Regions from separate parts of the Homo sapiens genome. Here region 2 is linked to region 1. A link is an interaction called in ENCODE POLR2A ChIA-PET data of the cell type or tissue named here. Cell type or tissue: endothelial cell of umbilical vein. All regions are shown on one strand. Links, peaks and the distances in the headings refer to the core of each region. The heading gives the core; the rest is flanking DNA.

Region 1 (5,388 bases), core at 307-5,306:
AAAACGCCATATATATGGATATTAAGAACATTTTTAGAAACTTACAGGTCAAAGAAATCAAAATGAAAAACAAAAAAAAAACAGAAACGCTCAATCAAAAACAAAAAAGACTGCAAAACTTGTGAGATCCAGCTGCAGTACTTAGAGGTATGATACCATCTCTATAAAATTTTTTTAAAAAGCCATACAACATATTAGTATAGCTGCATACATATATAGACACAATTTATGATAATGGTTATCTCTGGGGATAAAAGGAAGAGAAAAAGATTTGGGATGGAGTATTTCACCTGTATCTGTAGCTTATTTCTACAAATGATGATGATGATGATAGTATCTGAAGTAAAATGTGGCAAAATATTACTCTCAGTTAAGTCCTGATAGTTGGCTACACTAGGATTATTTTCTGTATTAATATCCAAATTATTAAATTTTTCATAATCTAAAGTTTTAAAATTTGTCTTCTGAAGTTAAATGCAAAAATGTTTAAAGAATTTTTTAAAACCTGGATATTTATGGTAACCATTTCTTCTAAATGAGTAATTCAGAAACCAACATCTAAGGACACAAAATCAAATATTTAAAATGTTTTAAATATGACATCATACAACTTTAACTTGTATTACCTGAAATACTCACATAGTAATTGTCATTTATTTGAACCATTGGTGCGTTCACACAGGCCCCTAAACATTCCACTTCTATAAGAGTGAAAAGTTTGTCAGGTGTAGTCTCCCCAACCTTTATTCCTAAAAATACAAATAAACACTCTAAGGACCAGGTTATATTTTAATAGTCATTTGGTTTAAAAAAAAAAAAAAGAATTTTTATAGAGGTATATTAAAAGTTTAAGACTATTAAGTTTTTTAAAAAGAGGCCAGGCGCGGTGGCTCACGCCTGTAATCCCAGCACTTTGGGAGGCTGGGGTGGGCAGATCACGAGGTCAGGAGATCTAGACCATCCTGGCTAACATGGTGAAACCCCGTCTCTACTAAAAATACAAAAAATTAGCCAGGTGTGGTGGCGGGCACCTGTAGTGCCACCTACTCGGGAGGCTGAGGCAGGAGAGTGGCGTGAACCCAGGAGGCGGAGCTTGCAGTGAGCCGAGATTGCGCCACTGCACTCCAGCCTGGGCAACAGAGCAAGACTCCATCTCCAAAAAAAAAAAAAAAAAAGTTTTTTAAAAAGAAAAAAATCCTAGGCCAGGTGGAGTGGCTCCGTCCTATAATCCCAGCACCTTGGGAGGCCGTGGTGCGAGGATGGCTTGAGCCCAGGAATTTGAGACCAGTCTGGGCAACATAGGGAGACACAGCTCTACAAAAAAATTAAAAATTTTTTTACAGTAGTAAAAATTTTTTACAGTAGTCATGATTGTGCTACTGTACTCCAGCCTGGGTGACAGAGCAAGACTCTCTCAAAAAAAAAAAACAAAAAAAAAACTCTATGTAATTTTAACATTCAAGGAAGTTTTTAGTGGACTTGTTCCTTTAAAAGCAATCAAATTTCAGAGGACTTATCACCAGTGTTTACTGTTATACAGCAGTGCATCAGGCTGTATTATTTTCATTTTGATTGTAATAATTAAACTACTAAAATCACAGTCACATTATCAGATTTGGCAAAGACTCAGAAAACTCCTAACGTCAAAGATTATCAAGGGATGTGAAGAAAATGGGTAGTCTCATACATTTAGGGAAGGCATTTGGGAAAAATACGGTAAAGTCTGACCCTACAATTCTACTTCTTGTAAACTATCTCAGCATACAACAGGACAAGTACGCAAAGATGTGTGTGTACATCAAAGTAACTGTTTGTAAAAGAAAAATGAGGCAGGCCAAGCATGGTGGCTCACACCTGTGATCCCAGCACTTGGGAGGCCAAGGTAGGAGGATTGCTTGAGGCCAGGATTTCACAACCACCAGCCTGGGCAACATAGCAAGACCCCTCTCTACAAAAACAAACAAAAATCAATTAGCTGGGCTTGGCAGCATGCACCCATAGCTACAGCTACTTGGAAGGGTGAGGCAGAAGATCACTTGAGCCCAGGAATTGGAGGCTGCAGTGAGCCATGATCCAGCCACTGCATTCCAGCCTGGTGACAAAGTGAGACCTCAACTCAAAAAAACAGAAAAAAAAAATGAGGCAGACATATATATTGTGCTGTAGAAATACAGCCAAAATAAAGTCTAAAAAGCAAGCATACATGTAGTACATTTATATATTTAATAATTAAAATGATATAAAATCTACAACTAATATATCCAATTGTTATCAGGATTTATACCTTGATGGTGTTGGGGGTGGGGGGGTTTGAGCCAACTTCAGCTGTTTTATATATTTCAATACCACCCAGCTATTTTTACAACATGCACATATTATATTCAATAACAAAATATTACTTCATTTGACATATATAGTTAGAAGTGTAGCAATGGCAGTTTTGTAGGGGAAAATGCCCATTTACTTTTAAAATGCTAATTTACTTTTCAAATGCTACTGTAATAACATCTGTTTCAAATTTCCCTTCCCAAAGCATTCTTACTATGCTTGTATCTTATTTGTTCCATGACTTCTTTAGAAGAATATAAAGACAATAATGGGTCACTTTTTAATATACCACATGCTGTCATAGAATAGTAAGTGAAACAATTTTCTAAGTGAAACAATCTTCTAAACAACGAATATTTTATAACTTCTACAAGCATTTCAAACATACTGATTAAAAAAGAAAAAATTAAAAACTCAGCTTTAACACTAAGAACTGAGGAAGAATACCAAATAGGAAGAAATAAAGATGTGGAAACACAGTAACACAAAATATTACTAGGTAAGTACAGATCCAATAAGATGGCAGAAGTTGGAAATTTTAGATAGAAATGTACCAAATCTAGAGAGACAATTCTACTTTTTATCAGTGTTACAAATATCATGTATTCCCTACCAAGCTTTTTCTGAATGGCCTCCAGTATGCTGTCAGAGTTTCGAAGCATGCAGGGTGTAGTAGTGCAGACCTGAATGTGATACTTTCCAACTGGCTTTCGATTATACATTGTATAAAAAGTTGCTACTTCATATACTCTCATTGGAGGTACTTGTAAAACTTCTGCAACCTAAAATATTAGGACATTTAAAAATAAGATAATTACAGTGTTAGTAATGGAGCTTTAATTATGTTGTACAAAGTATAATTTCAATATTGTCTCAATTTGGTAAAAACAGAAAAGTTCTTCAAGAGCAGAAAACATACTTGTCTTGGATAACTGGGAGATATAAACTCTTCAATTTTTGCAGACAATGTACTTACACTTAAACCATACAGAGCCCGAAAGTTAATGGAGTTAACAGCACTTCCTCCTTCTACCCTACTTCTCACCTCTGTAAAAGGATATTCTTTTTCTCTAAATCTTTAAGTATTTCACTATTAAGAATTTCTACTTTGATCATGTCAACTCACATTTTATAATCTGTCTAAATGGCAAAAAATTGATGGCCAAACCCCAATAAAAGAAGCAATTAGATTTTTTAAACTCTCACCAATTTTTTCCAAACAGCCTACATACAAATGGTACAGCAACAGAAAAAAAGGTTGAAAATCAAAGCTCACTATTGGCCCATATTTTAAATATGTAAACTCAAAATTTTATATCTCTACATATATGTATACACATATTATCATACACAATCACACACTCCTCTCCCAGAATCCAGCACACTACTTCTATTTCATATCACAATACTCTTTTGAAAGTTGAATCATATAGTCTAGTACTTTCTAACCCTTCACGTCAAGACATTAATAGAAAACAATTGTTTTGACATTCTGGTGTTCAGGACTAAGGGGATCACTAACTCAGCATCTTTTCTTAGGGCAAGTCTGTTAGGGAAAACGAGGATTTCTAGCTGTTTGCCAGGGCTGGTCCTTGTCTATCGTGATTTATAATTCTGTCTACAACTTTCTAGGTGACCTATTATCATTAAGACTTACTATCTGGCATTCTTAAAAATTATAGATATATCCATATTCTAATATAAAAGAAGAGCGGGCATTTCAGACAAGTATGTTAACTTTCTCATATTAGGAATTCTAAAGGAAATATATTCTCAAAAGACATCTAATCATGGCTCACTTGTGACAGATAAAGTAATTGTGCTATTTCATTCGGCAGTTCTGAATCAAGGACGTATCCCTGAATCTGGGGAGCTCTCTATCAAAATATACATGCTGGAACCCTACCAAAGGAATAATAAATCTGGAATGAGGCTCTGACTGTCTAATTAGGAAAAGACTCCTTCCTGGAATTCTGCACATCTCCCTACACCTTAGTGACGGTTAAATAAATAATTATTAAGCTTCTGGATATTTTTTGTTGTAAGGTTAGGTGTTTCATGGGTTGGGGGGAGGGGCAGTAACATTAAAATAAAAGTCCCAAATGTAAAGTGCAAAGAATCTTGAGTCTATTCCCTATACCCTACACTTCCTGCCTTTCCCCCACACAAATCCAACCCTAAATATAATAGGACAATATATAAATACATATTTTTTAAGAGATAGGGTCTCACCATCTTGCCCAGGCTGGTCTTAAGCTCAAGCAATCCTCCCACATCAACATCCTGAGTACCTGGGTCTACAGGCATGCACCACCATGCCTGTCTTATTTTTTAAATGTTTTCACTTTCAGTTTCTTATTTATTTTTATTTTGCTCTGCTAACGTGCCACTCAGCAAGATTTCCAACAGGCTTACCATTACTAAAAATATGATTTTTTCAAAATAATAACATTATAATTAGAAACATATACCTAAATCATTATAAAGTTGGCTATTTTAATTTAAAAAAATGTTAAGTAACTTCCCAAGAAATACATAATTTATCGAAGAAATAACCACCTATGTTTACTCAGGATAGTAACTCACTAAACTTGCTTTATAATATTTTTCATAGGGAAAAACCAGTGTTATAGTACTATACAATGCAAATAAAATAAAATATCAATAAACTAAATCTAAAATTTGCATTTAGGATTCTATTAGATAAATTGAGGACATTCCTATTCTCTCAGAAAGATGATTGTCTAGCCTAAGAGTTATAACCAAATTAAGTTTAGAAAGTGGTAAGAATGAAGTACAACAAAATCTCTGTTATAGTCAGTCAAGTAGAAAATGCACTGATTTAGAAATGAATTCAGTCCTAGCACTACCGCTCAGAAATCATAACTTAATAATTAGAAGAGGTCTACCTGGTTCAAAACTTTCATTGCCAATGAGGAAGTTCAGAGAAAAATCAGGTGTCTTAGTTCTAAGTCAAAAATATTTTCCATTATATAACACAGCTTAATGGTTATGTGATTCTCATCAGAATCAAATAGTATGTGGTTTGTGTATGGCACT
Region 2 (5,388 bases), core at 202-5,201, 200 kb before region 1:
GCATCCTTGCCAACAATTCTTATTTTTCTGTTTTTTTGTATTGTAGCCATCCTTGTGGGTGGATGTTTGTATCCTGCCTTATTCCATGAATGATTGGAGAGGCTTACAAAAACACATACAATATAGAAAAGGCCAAGCAAGAAGGGAGCATAAGGTTAAGATTCTCTTAATAAGATCTTAATAAGATTGAGGCACAGAGTGACTCATCCAGATGAGTGTAACATATTGGTTCTAAGTATCCTAGCAGTAAAGGCAAAGATAGAAAGCACAACATATTATAATATGCACAGTATTTGTAGGATAAAACTAGAAGTATTACTTTTCTTAATACTGGTGTTTGAGAGAAATTTATCCCATGGGTTCCCATGAAAAAGTGCATTGAATTATTCAACAAAAGTATATATTTGATCAATAAGTTGAAGATCTATTATATGCCAAGCACTATATGTCAGGCACTATCTATTGCTAGCGTGTAATTCTGGACAAGTAACCTAAGCATCTCCATGCCTCAGTGTCCTCATTTGTAAAATGGAGATAATAATAGTATCTACTTGTTATGATTGTTTTGAGGATTAAATAAGATAATGTCAAGTGTCTGGCACAGAGTAGGCTCTCAAGAAATGTCAGCTGCTGCCATGGTAATGATGATATTGGTCATGATGATAAAGAAGATGCTACCCGAACTTTGGAGCTTACATTTCAGTGTGTATTGGGGGAGGAGGGAGACAGGTAATAAACAGATAGACAACTAAGCCTATAATTACAAAATAGGATGAGCTCTTTGAAGGAAGTCAACAGCATGCCAAGAGAGAGAATAACAGGGAGAGCCTCACTTAGATAGAGTGATAGGGAAGCTATCTGTGTGGCGACGACATGGAAGCAAGAGCCAGGGAGAGTTCCAGGCAGAGGCAACAGCATGGATTAAGTCTCTAAGATGAGAAAGAAGAAATGAGGTTAAAAAGATAGACAGGAGTCACCAGATCGTGCAGACTCTGGAAGCCCTGGGAAGGATTCTAAGTGCAACGTGAAGTTGCCGAAGGTTTTAAAGCAGGAAGTGGCATGTGTACATTTATGTTCTTAAAAGATTGACCCTGGCTATGATGTGGAAACTAGATTTGAAGTAGGTGAGGGTGGAGCAAGGAGACCAGTGAGGCTGTTGAGACAAGGCTGGTTTCAGCTGGAGTTATGGCTGTGAAGATGGACAGATATGATGTATATTTTGGAGTGGAAGTGAGACTAGGTAACAGACCAGAACCAGGAGGGTGTAAAGGAGAGAAAGAGGAAGGATTGAGGATGACTCCTAGGTTTCTGTGTTGATTGTTGGTGGTGCCATTGGGTGAATTGGGGAAGAAGGGGAAAAAAGCAGGTTTCAGAGAGGAAATCAAGAGACTGGGTCATGGCAAGTTTGAGATGTTCATTAGGCGTCCACATGGAAGTGTCGATTAGGTTGCCACTTATGGGGTTTGACACTCAGAGAGATTTGGGCTGGTGACTTAAATTTAGGGATGCCTACAATATCAGTGACACTGAAAGCCCTGGAAATAGGTGAGCTCCCCAACGTGAAAGAGTTATATAAAGAGAGAAGACAAGACAACTAAGCCTTGAGGAAGTCTCACGTGTAAAGATTTGGCAGTGGTCAGAGAAGTAGGAGGAAAACCAACTCTTGGTCCCCTACATGGTGTACGATCTACTATCCTTAGCACCATGCTTAAAATAGGAAAGCATTCCTGAATAGAGATAGGGTACAATACAGAGACATTTAGCTTTTCTATGAGGCACCAAAACAATGTGGCTCAGTTTACTCAATTCTGTGCACTTGCGTTGTCCCCTTTCTAAAGGTCAGTTTCTCAGCTCATTGCAAGTTAATTATTTTTTTTGAAGCCCAGGTCTACATGGGGGAAAAAATGAAAAAGGCAATGGAATGAATATAAGCTGGTGCAAAGCAATGGAGACAGCTGCTTGGATTAACCTTTTGCTTTTGTCACAGGTGTTATGTGGTGGCCCTCATTCTCCATGCATGGAGCAGACTCTAGGATCTGCAGTTACTGTATGATGAGCCCTTCTGAGTATTTTGCTTGGTAAGTGCACACATGTCATGTCCCTGATTACAGCAATGTGATGTTGGACATTTTATCACCAAGAAAAGTGGGCGCGATTGTCTGGCTCCAATCCAAATGCTGGCGTTTGCCAACTAACAATAGTTTCAACTGAAATTCATTTAACAGGGAAGAGAAGGAATGGCTTTGATGAGATTCCAAGTACAGCACAAACATCAGGCTGACCTGCAGGTTGGGCAAGGCAGGGTCAGAAACAGCAGCGGAGCCTTGCTGGGACTCCCACTATCATCTAAACAACAACATAGCAGCAGGACCTTTCACAGAGAGTTCCCAACCATGTGAGAACCGTAAGAGCCTGTAGGGTCACACAGTCCTACCTCCTCATGGGGCAGCTGAGGAAGGGGAAGCCAGGGAAGCTAGGGGTTGCCCAGGGATGTGGGGGGTATTTTGTAGTCAAAACTCTAAGACAGCAGTGGGGGTCAGGCCCCGAGTGTTGACACATTCATGGAGCAACAGCCACGTGTCCAGCACAGGGCTAGGCACTAAAGATATGTCAAACTTAAATAATGAGATTTAGAAAACATTAGTAAGTATATAGTTTATTTGAGCACACAGCTTGAGAACAGCCACCCAGGGAAACAGACTCCAAATGAATGGGATCAGCATTCCAAAGTGGAGAAGTTAAAGTTTCACTCATGTAGGCAGAGACAAAGAAGTTTCAGCTGGATTATGACATTTTCCATACGAGGCTAGTGCATACATCATAGCTATTTGATTGATTACAGATTGCTACACTCCAAGGAAGATTACTTTATTATTTCATGAGGAGGGATTATGGTCTGAGGGGGGTTCTTATCTCTGGCGCCATTTGGTCTTCATAATTATTTACAGGAAAAAAGGGCGGAAGTTGCAGCTGCATGCCACATGACTCAGGCCACATGGCCACATTCCTCTCAAGGCTCAGAATAATCTAAAGTTCCAACGGCTTTAAGTTTGAATTATTAATTGCACAGATACAAAGAGGAGCAAGACCAAGAAGAGAGAGAGAGCTGTAAAGAAATAGCCATAAACAAATAACAAATGAAAGAATGTGACCAAGTTTTCCAACAAAGGTGTGAACACAGTGCTATGGGAACCAAGAGGCCAGCTGGCTCTAACTTTGTTTTTAAATCTAAATCAGAGGCAGACTGATAATTGCCATTTTTTACTACAAATTGAGGATACCGTGTTATAATCAGTGCTTCGGGCTGAGACGGAATGATAGTTAATGCTCCCAAACCTGTAGTGGCCTTGTTTTCTTTATATCTCTAAGCCTGAGTCACTGTATAGACCAGAATAAAAACGTGGTGATGTTATACCCCATACTGGGAACCTGACAATTCGTGGATAATAGAGCCTGGTGCCTGGCACAAAATAGGTGCTCAAGTATTTTAATTAATATCTCTACAAATAGATACATTAACACTGCTCAGGCTTGGAAAATAATTTAAGCTCATAAAAAGAAAACATTGGTAATAGGACTGGTGATACAGAAATTCGTAGCATTTCAACTTAAGTTAGATATAAATACTGTCTGCCCAGGTGGCATGCAGTCCTCTTTCTTTACCTTTCAAAATCATCTCAGAAAATTTCCTTGTGCATATGTCTCATATTCCAGTTACTGTTGCTACATAACAAATTACCCCAAAACTCAGTGGGCTACAACAACAACAACAATCATTTTCATTCTCTCATGGGTTTTGTGGGTCAGGAATTCAGGAAGGGCTTGGCTGGGTGGGTTTCTTCTCAGCATCTCTCATGCAGGTGCTGGTGGACAGAGGCTGGAGCTGGAAGGGGGAGGGCAAGTGTGCAGTTGCAGCAGCTGGGGATAGGCTGGGCATTCTTCTTGCTTCATGTAGTCTTGGGTCCTCTCAGGTGGTGGCTTGAATCATCTCCTTGGGCTTCCTCCCAATATGGTGGCTTCAGGGCGGTTTTTCTGCTTATATGGCAGCTCAGGACTCATGGATGTCCCAGAAGAACCAGTTAGGAGCTTTTTTTTTTTTTTTTTTTTTTTTTAAGATGGAGTCTCACTCTATCGCCCAGGCTGGAGTGCAGTGGCACGATCTTGGCTCACTGCAACCTCTGCTTCCTGGGTTCAAGCCATTCTCCTGTCTCAGCCCCCTGAGTACCTGGGATTACAGGAATGCACCACCACGCCCGGCTAATTTTTGTATTTTTAGCAGAGATGAGGTTTCATCATGTTGCCCAGCTGGTCTTGAACCCCTGACCTCAGGCGATCTGCCCCCTTTGGCCTCCCAAAGTGCTGGGATTACAGGTGTGAACCACTGTGCCCAGCCTGAGCTGTGTTACCTTTTATGACCTAACATTGGAAGTCATATAGTACCATTTCTGTTTTACCAACCTCACCCAGATGAAAGGAGTGTCATTGTTAGAAGAGTATGTGGAATGGAATTTATTGTCATGGCCAACTTTAGAAAATACAATCTATCACATCCCACAAAACCCGAAATTCTTGTAATGGTTCCTTTTTATTTGTTTTTGTTTTCATTAACTCAGCTCAGAGATAACTTAAAACTTGCCTTTGCAGTTGCCTGCTCTGGGTCTGGTCTGCCAGATAAGATGGCAATAATGAATCAGTGTGTCTCAAAAACTATTTTGTAGAACATAGTTTCAAGAGACCTGATTAGATGTTGCTTGAAAAAAGTTAGAAAAAAGAGGGATTGAATAGGTTTCTTTTTAATAGAACTTTTCAGAGCTCTTAATTTACTAATGAACCTTTTATTATAGATCATCTGTGGAGCACTTGCAGGACTAGAGTTCCAGCAACACTGGCCACTAATTATTTTTGGATGCTTTGCTGGATTCAACTATAATCTAACAATAAGTTTCTTTATGTTTCAGGGTGGACAGTTTATGTGTCAGGTATGTGTATTTATAATTAAAATCAAATATTATTACATAGGCTTTGCACCTGGCGAGGTAACATTGAGAGTAGTTAATCTCTAGACTGGAATCCATCTGGAAGACCACTCAATAACTTGTGATTAGCTGGACCTGGTGATGCAAGCCTGGAGTCCCAGTTACCCGGAGGCTGAGGTGGGAATATCGCTTGAGACCAGGAGTTTGAGGCTACAGTGAGCTGTGATTGTACCACTGCACTCCAGCCTGGGTGACAGTGCAAGACCTCATCTCTTAAAAAAAACAAACAACTCAAAAAACCTCATCATTGAGCACCTATGATGTGCCAGCAACTGTACTCAGTGGTGGGGACTTGACGACAAACAAACCAGGGATGGGATCCTTGAGCAGTCACCATCTGACAAGTGACTGG

The links. Peaks named below come from ENCODE experiments on the same cell type or tissue, not always from the same donor. Only the 100,000 strongest peaks of a DNase experiment are listed, where the experiment ranks them.
Region 2: POLR2A ChIA-PET joins it to region 1 with 5 read pairs; 18 of 35 experiments call an interaction of 5 or more read pairs at or near these places.

What each region holds. Positions count from the first base shown.
Region 1 is chr18:9,120,235-9,125,622 of GRCh38, reverse strand. NDUFV2 (NADH:ubiquinone oxidoreductase core subunit V2) reads right to left here. Exons shown (of 8, transcript NM_021074.5): 5 at 2,942-3,110; 6 at 640-749. NDUFV2-AS1 (NDUFV2 antisense RNA 1) reads left to right here. Exons shown (of 3, transcript NR_110772.1): 3 at 4,167-4,358. Among named protein-coding and RNA genes, the nearest start is that of NDUFV2-AS1, 14 kb to the left of the region's middle. In endothelial cell of umbilical vein, for the core only: no CTCF peak of the experiment used is centred there; no DNase peak of the experiment used is centred there.
Region 2 is chr18:9,318,752-9,324,139 of GRCh38, reverse strand. TWSG1-DT (TWSG1 divergent transcript) reads left to right here. Exons shown (of 3, transcript NR_183523.1): 2 at 1,988-2,078. Among named protein-coding and RNA genes, the nearest start is that of TWSG1-DT, 13 kb to the left of the region's middle. In endothelial cell of umbilical vein, for the core only: no CTCF peak of the experiment used is centred there; DNase peaks (open chromatin) are centred at 2,279 and 2,939; H3K27ac peaks cover 2,105 bases.